Linked DNA regions of Homo sapiens: region 2 is linked to region 1. The links are chromatin loops, found by intact Hi-C in ENCODE. Cell type or tissue: right lobe of liver. All regions are shown on one strand. Links, peaks and the distances in the headings refer to the core of each region. The heading gives the core; the rest is flanking DNA. Region 1 overlaps FAM114A1 (family with sequence similarity 114 member A1). Region 2 overlaps KLHL5 (kelch like family member 5).

Region 1 (2,810 bases), core at 77-2,576:
CTCTTCCTTTTCTTCCTTCTTTGTTTCTTCTTCGGACACTTTTGCCACATCTACTGACACCACGGTTTGATCCTCTTCCACCCAGTCATGAGCCCTCTTCATGGCCTGCAGAGGTCCCCAACCAAACAATCCTTTTATGGCGCAAATATGGAAACTAAGTCATTCCAACCCCAAGACTAGAATCAAGTGTCTCTAAGCCTTCAAGAATGGATCTCTGTATGTTTGGAGGATGACGGGGCAATTTTTCAACCCCCGAAAAAGATAACCTTGTTGTTGCTTTCTGGTAAATATAAAGTAGAAAAGAGGGACAGAACAGAAGGTATGGAAAGAACAATGCAAGCCTGAGGACTCTTCAAAAAGCATTTAAAAATGATATTCAGATAAGAATAAAAATGACAGTCACATTGAAAAATCTATGGTATATTTTTCACTTTTCATGACCATCTATAAAAGAATAATAGTATTTTTAAAAATATGTGTTAGAAATTGAGCCATGGGGCCGCGGCTACAGCAAATGTCCTCATCTGATATATTTCAGGAAGCTCTTCATGTTTCATGAACCTAACAATGTATCATGCTGGGAAGGTGAAGAAGGGCTCTGCGTTTCTTGATTCATGACAGGTCTTCCACCCTCAAGGGGGAGAAGAGAAGCGCTGCTGGAAAGGTCTGGTGCTGCTCTGTGTCTAGTTTAATTTCACATGAGTGCAGTTTACGCACTCTGTGCCCTGCAAAATCATGGCTAAATTAAACAATCAGAAACCTCCTCCCCTGCCTGTTATTCCCTGAATTTAGAACGAAGGGGCAGACTCACTCCAATTTTATCATTATAGTTTAAGCTGTTTGCTTAAGTAAAAGTTGTTTTGGGGCTTACACTAAACTTACTTCCCACGTTAAATCTTACACGCCAAAGTTAAAAATATCAGAGTGTTGAATGGTAAGTTAACAGCAAGAAGATCTGGGGAGAGAAAACCCAGCAAAACTGTCCTCAGTGTGTCCTCTATTACAGACAAAGATTTAACCCTAAGCAAATAAGCCAGTGGAATCTCAGAGCCACCACATGCCCCCTCTGAGCAGTGGCAGATGCTGCACGGAGATGAATGAGGCAACTTCCCACTGTGTTCAAGTCACTGACCTGCCAGAATCAGTGACCCCCATCAGAGATAAAGAAATTACTCATCTCACCTCCTCATTCTGCCCTTTTCCTCACCCACCTGGATAAGTGAGTACCTATGTAAACCACTGCTTGCTAAAAAGAAGAAAGAAAGAGAGAGAGAGAGAATGGAAAAACATCATGCAGTTTTAAGTAATTAATGATCATGGCCTCTAAAGAAACTTCACAGCAAGACCTTGTACTAACTTGCAAAACACACTGTGGTATTATTAGAGGAACCCAGATTGTTAAAGCTGGAATGGTCTTAGACATGATGCAGCCCCTGTGCTCCAGGTGGGAGGAACTGTGGGGTTTACCTGGCTGACGTGCCTCTCTCTACCTAATTCTGGCATGTTTCTTTAGAAGGGGGGCGGGGTGAAATTTGAAAAAAGCCTCTTGGTGATTCTGCACCCTTTTTCCCTGCCCTAACCTGATGATAACTACTGCTCCGACATAACATTCTATTTTGCCATGAAAAGGTAAGTGACTTATTCAAGGTTACAAGGTAATTACTAGTAAAATTACAACTAAAATGCAGATCTCATGACACAGTCTAGCATGTTCTCCACCACCACATTCCATTATGTTGCCTCCTCAAATCTTTTCGTTTTTTCCTTTTTTTAAAATTTGAGAGAGAGTCTCACTCTGTCACCTAGGCTGGAGTGCTGTGGCACAATCTCAGCTCCCTGCAACCTTGGCCTCCTGGGTTCAAGCGATTCTCTTGCCTCAGTCTCCCGAGTAGCTGGGATTACAGGCATGCGCCACCGCACTTGGCTAATTTTTGTATTTTAGTAGAGATGGAATTTCACCATGTTGGCCAGGCTGGTCTCAAACTCCTGACCTCAGGTGATCCACCCGCCTTGGCCTCCCAAAGTGCTGGGATTATAGGCGTGAGCCACGTGCCCAGCCCCTCCTCAAATCTTAATTACTGACCTCAAACTCCTCTCCCGGCACTATGCCACATAAGATTTGGGGGTTTTCCATTTCAGGTGCATCTCTGGAACTTTACAACAGAGACTCTCCCCTGCACTGTTTTTTTTTAACCAGAAACTATAAATCAGACAGTGCTGACCTTATTGAGTTTGTCAGGTGTGGCCGCCACATGTAATTCAAAGAGAAGCTCTGTAAGCATGCGAGCAAATTCTTCTCCCTTTTCTTCTAAGCCTAGAAATAGAACACGACAGAAGAAGCGTGATTTATTTTTCATCCTTCAGGATGTGGCAGCTCCCCCAACATTACAGCCTGCAGCTGGGGTAGACTAAGTGGAGGTTGTAGCAGCCTGCCCGCCAGCCGCTGGGCAAAGATGAATGTCTTCCATTCGTGAGCATGGCAGTGAGGCAGCAGATGCATCCGGGTGCAGGGCCGCTGAAGTCTTGCTGTTTGGCAGCTCCAGCAGGGACACCCCCAGGACAACCCAAAGGCAACAAGAGGTCAGGGAGGGACCTCGCTTGTCTTGTTCACAGCTGTAGGTGGTCAGCAGCTATTTGCTGAAAGAAGGACTGGGATGAACAAAGGCATGACCTTTCTCAGGCCTAAGAGACCTGGGACAACATCATATTTATGACTTCGATATTGTTATGCTTAGCATTGCAACCCTAATGGTACCCAGGTGCCCTTTTATGTCCACAGAGCCACAGTGCTGAATAAACCGAATTAGTCT
Region 2 (2,810 bases), core at 42-2,541, 190 kb before region 1:
GACAGAGGCTGTGATGGAAGAGGTGGTGCGTTCATATAAGTTCTTTAAGACTCAGAATGATGAAAATGCCATAAGTAGCCTGTAATTTTTCATGGCATTTGATTTTTTTTACTCCAGTTAAAAAATAAAAAATATTACATGAGTATTATCTAGTCACAGTGAAATTAAATATCATTTTATTGAATATTTGTTTTTGTGTAAGAGTTATCAATAATTTCAAATATTACAGAGTTCATGAAAAGATGTCTATTTCAACTTTCAGAAAACATTTGTGGAATGCCTGCCATGTACCGGACGGTGGGGAAGTTCCCCGTTAACTCTCCCCTCATGGTTCTCGTTGTTTCTCACTCCCTTCTTAGGTTGAAATTAAGATTTAAGAGCCTTTCTGTTAGATTTTTAGAAATTCATTTATTTGCAAATTACAGTGAAAAATTTCTCTTCCAGATGCATATAAATCCGAAGTTTTTATCCTAGTGAAGCGTACAGAATGCTATTGTTATGACATTTAAGTATCATAACATAATGTAGCTAATAAAGCTTTTTAAAAATTATGGTAAAGTGTATGTGAAATTTACCATTAGTGACATTGAGTACCTTCACCATGTTGTGCAATCATCCCCAATAAGTAGTTCCAGAACATTTTCATCACCCTAGAAGGAAACTCCTTTTTAGCAATCTCTCCCCACTCCTTTCTCTCAGCTTCTTACAACCATTTATCTGCTTTCTGTCTCCATGGATTTGCCTATTTTGGATATTTCATATAAATGCACTCATGCAATACGTTGCCTTTTGTGTCTGCCTTCTTTCACTTGGCAAAAATGCGCTCAAGGCTCATCCATGCTTTAGCATGTATCAGTCCCTCATTTCTCTTTATGGCTGAATATTCTATTGTGCCGTGTGGAGATACCACAATTTGTTTATTCATTCATCAGCTGATGGCCATTTGGGTTGTTTCCTCTTTTTTGGCTACTGTGACTAGTGCTGCAATGAATATTTGCGTGAAAGTTTTTGCTTGAACACCTGTTTTCAGTTCTTTTCAGTATATGCCCAGGAGTGGACTTGCTGGGTCATATGGTAATTCTTTTTTTTAACTTATTGAGGAACTGCCAAACTGTTTTCCACAGTGGCTACACCATTTAACATTCCCACCAACAACGAATGAAGGTTTTCAATTTCTCCACATCCTCTCTAACATTTATTTTCTCTATTATTCATTTTTTTTCCTGTAGGTTTAGATCCTAGGTCTATTTCGTCATTCTAATAGGTGTGAAGTGGTATCTTCTTGTGGCGCTGATTTGCATAATGACTGATGAGGTTGAGTGCTTTCCATGTGCTTGTCGGCCATTTGTATATCTTCATTAGAGAAATGTCTATTTAAGTCCTTTGCCCATTTTAAAATTGGTTTGTCTTTTTGTTGTCGAGCATCGGAGTTCCTTATATATTCTAGGTATTAGTTCCTTACCAGATATGTAAGATTTACAAATATTTTCTCCCATTCTGTGGGTTGTCTTTTCACTTTCTTCATAGTGTCCCTTGATATGTAGAAGCTTTTAATTTTGATTTTTTTTTTTTTTTTTTTTTTTTGCTGTTGTTGCTTGTGCTTTTGGTGCCATATCTAAGAAACCATTGCCAAATCCAAGGTCATGAAGATTTATTCCTGTATTTTCTTCTCAAAGTTTTATGGTTTTAGCTCTTACATTTAGGTCTTTGATCTATTTTGAATTAATTTTTATATATGGTATGAAGTACAGGTACAAATTCATTCTTTTGCATGTGAATATTCACTTGTCTTAGCACTATTAGTTGAAGACACTGTTCTTTCTTCATTGAATGGTCCTGGAACCCTTGTCAAAAATCAATTGACCATAGTGTATTGGCGTAATTTGTTTCTGGACTTTCCATTCTACTCTATTGCTTTATATATTTTTATACCAGCACAACACTGTTTTGATTGAAGTAGCTTTGCAGTAAATTTTGAAATTGGAAAATGTGAGTCCTTCAACTTTATTCTTGTTCAAGATTGTTTTGAACAGACTTGAGTACCTTCAGTAACTTGCAATCCCATATAAATTCTAGGGTCAGCTTTTCAGTTTCTGTAAAAGGGTCACTGGAATTTTAATGGGGATTGTATTAAATCTATAGACTAATTTTGGGAGTAATGCCATCTTAACAATGTTAAGTCTTCCAACCTGCCAGCACAGGATGTCTTCCATTTATTTAGGTCTTCTTTAATTTCTTTCAGCAACGTTTTGTACTTTTCAGTGTCCAAGTCTTGCACTTTCTTGGTCAAATTTATTTCTAAGTATTTTATTCTTTTTCATGTTATTGTAAATGAAATTGTTTTAATTTCCCCTCAGGTTTTTCTTAGACTTTTGTGTGTTGATCTTGCAACCTGCAACATTGCTGAATTTTTAAAATCAGCCGGAATCATTTTGTGGATTCTTTAGGATTTTTAATATATAGGACCATGTTTTCTGCAAATGTAGTTTTACTTCTTCCTATTTGGGATTCATTTTATTTCTTTTTCTTGCCTAATTGCTCTGGCTAGACCTTCTAGTATAATGTTGAATAGCAGTGGGGAAATCAGGAATTTTCATGATATTAGGGGAAAAATTTTCAATGTTTTGCTATTATGTTGTTAGCTGTGGGTTTTTATGGATGTCTTTATCAGGTTAAGAAAGTTCCCTTTTCTTCCTAGTTTGCAGAGTGTTTTTACCATGAAAGGGTGTTGGATTTTTGTCAAATGCTTTTTCTTATCAATTGAGGTGATCATGCTGTTTTTTCCCCTTCATTCTATTAATATGGTATAT

The links. Hi-C counts contacts between places; a loop is a spot of excess contacts. Peaks named below come from ENCODE experiments on the same cell type or tissue, not always from the same donor. Only the 100,000 strongest peaks of a DNase experiment are listed, where the experiment ranks them.
Region 2: it touches region 1 in a loop (2.6-fold over the local background); 8 of 110 quality-filtered maps call a loop at or near these places.

Annotation. Positions count from the first base shown.
Region 1 is chr4:38,928,746-38,931,555 of GRCh38, reverse strand. It overlaps FAM114A1 (family with sequence similarity 114 member A1), which reads right to left. Exons shown (of 15, transcript NM_138389.4): 10 at 2,223-2,314; 11 at 1-105. Among named protein-coding and RNA genes, the nearest start is that of MIR574, 62 kb to the right of the region's middle. In right lobe of liver, for the core only: no CTCF peak of the experiment used is centred there; a DNase peak (open chromatin) is centred at 1,075; H3K27ac peaks cover 1,948 bases.
Region 2 is chr4:39,123,577-39,126,386 of GRCh38, reverse strand. KLHL5 (kelch like family member 5) reads right to left here. Exons shown (of 11, transcript NM_015990.5): 11 at 154-2,810. Among named protein-coding and RNA genes, the nearest start is that of WDR19, 58 kb to the left of the region's middle. In right lobe of liver, for the core only: no CTCF peak of the experiment used is centred there; no DNase peak of the experiment used is centred there.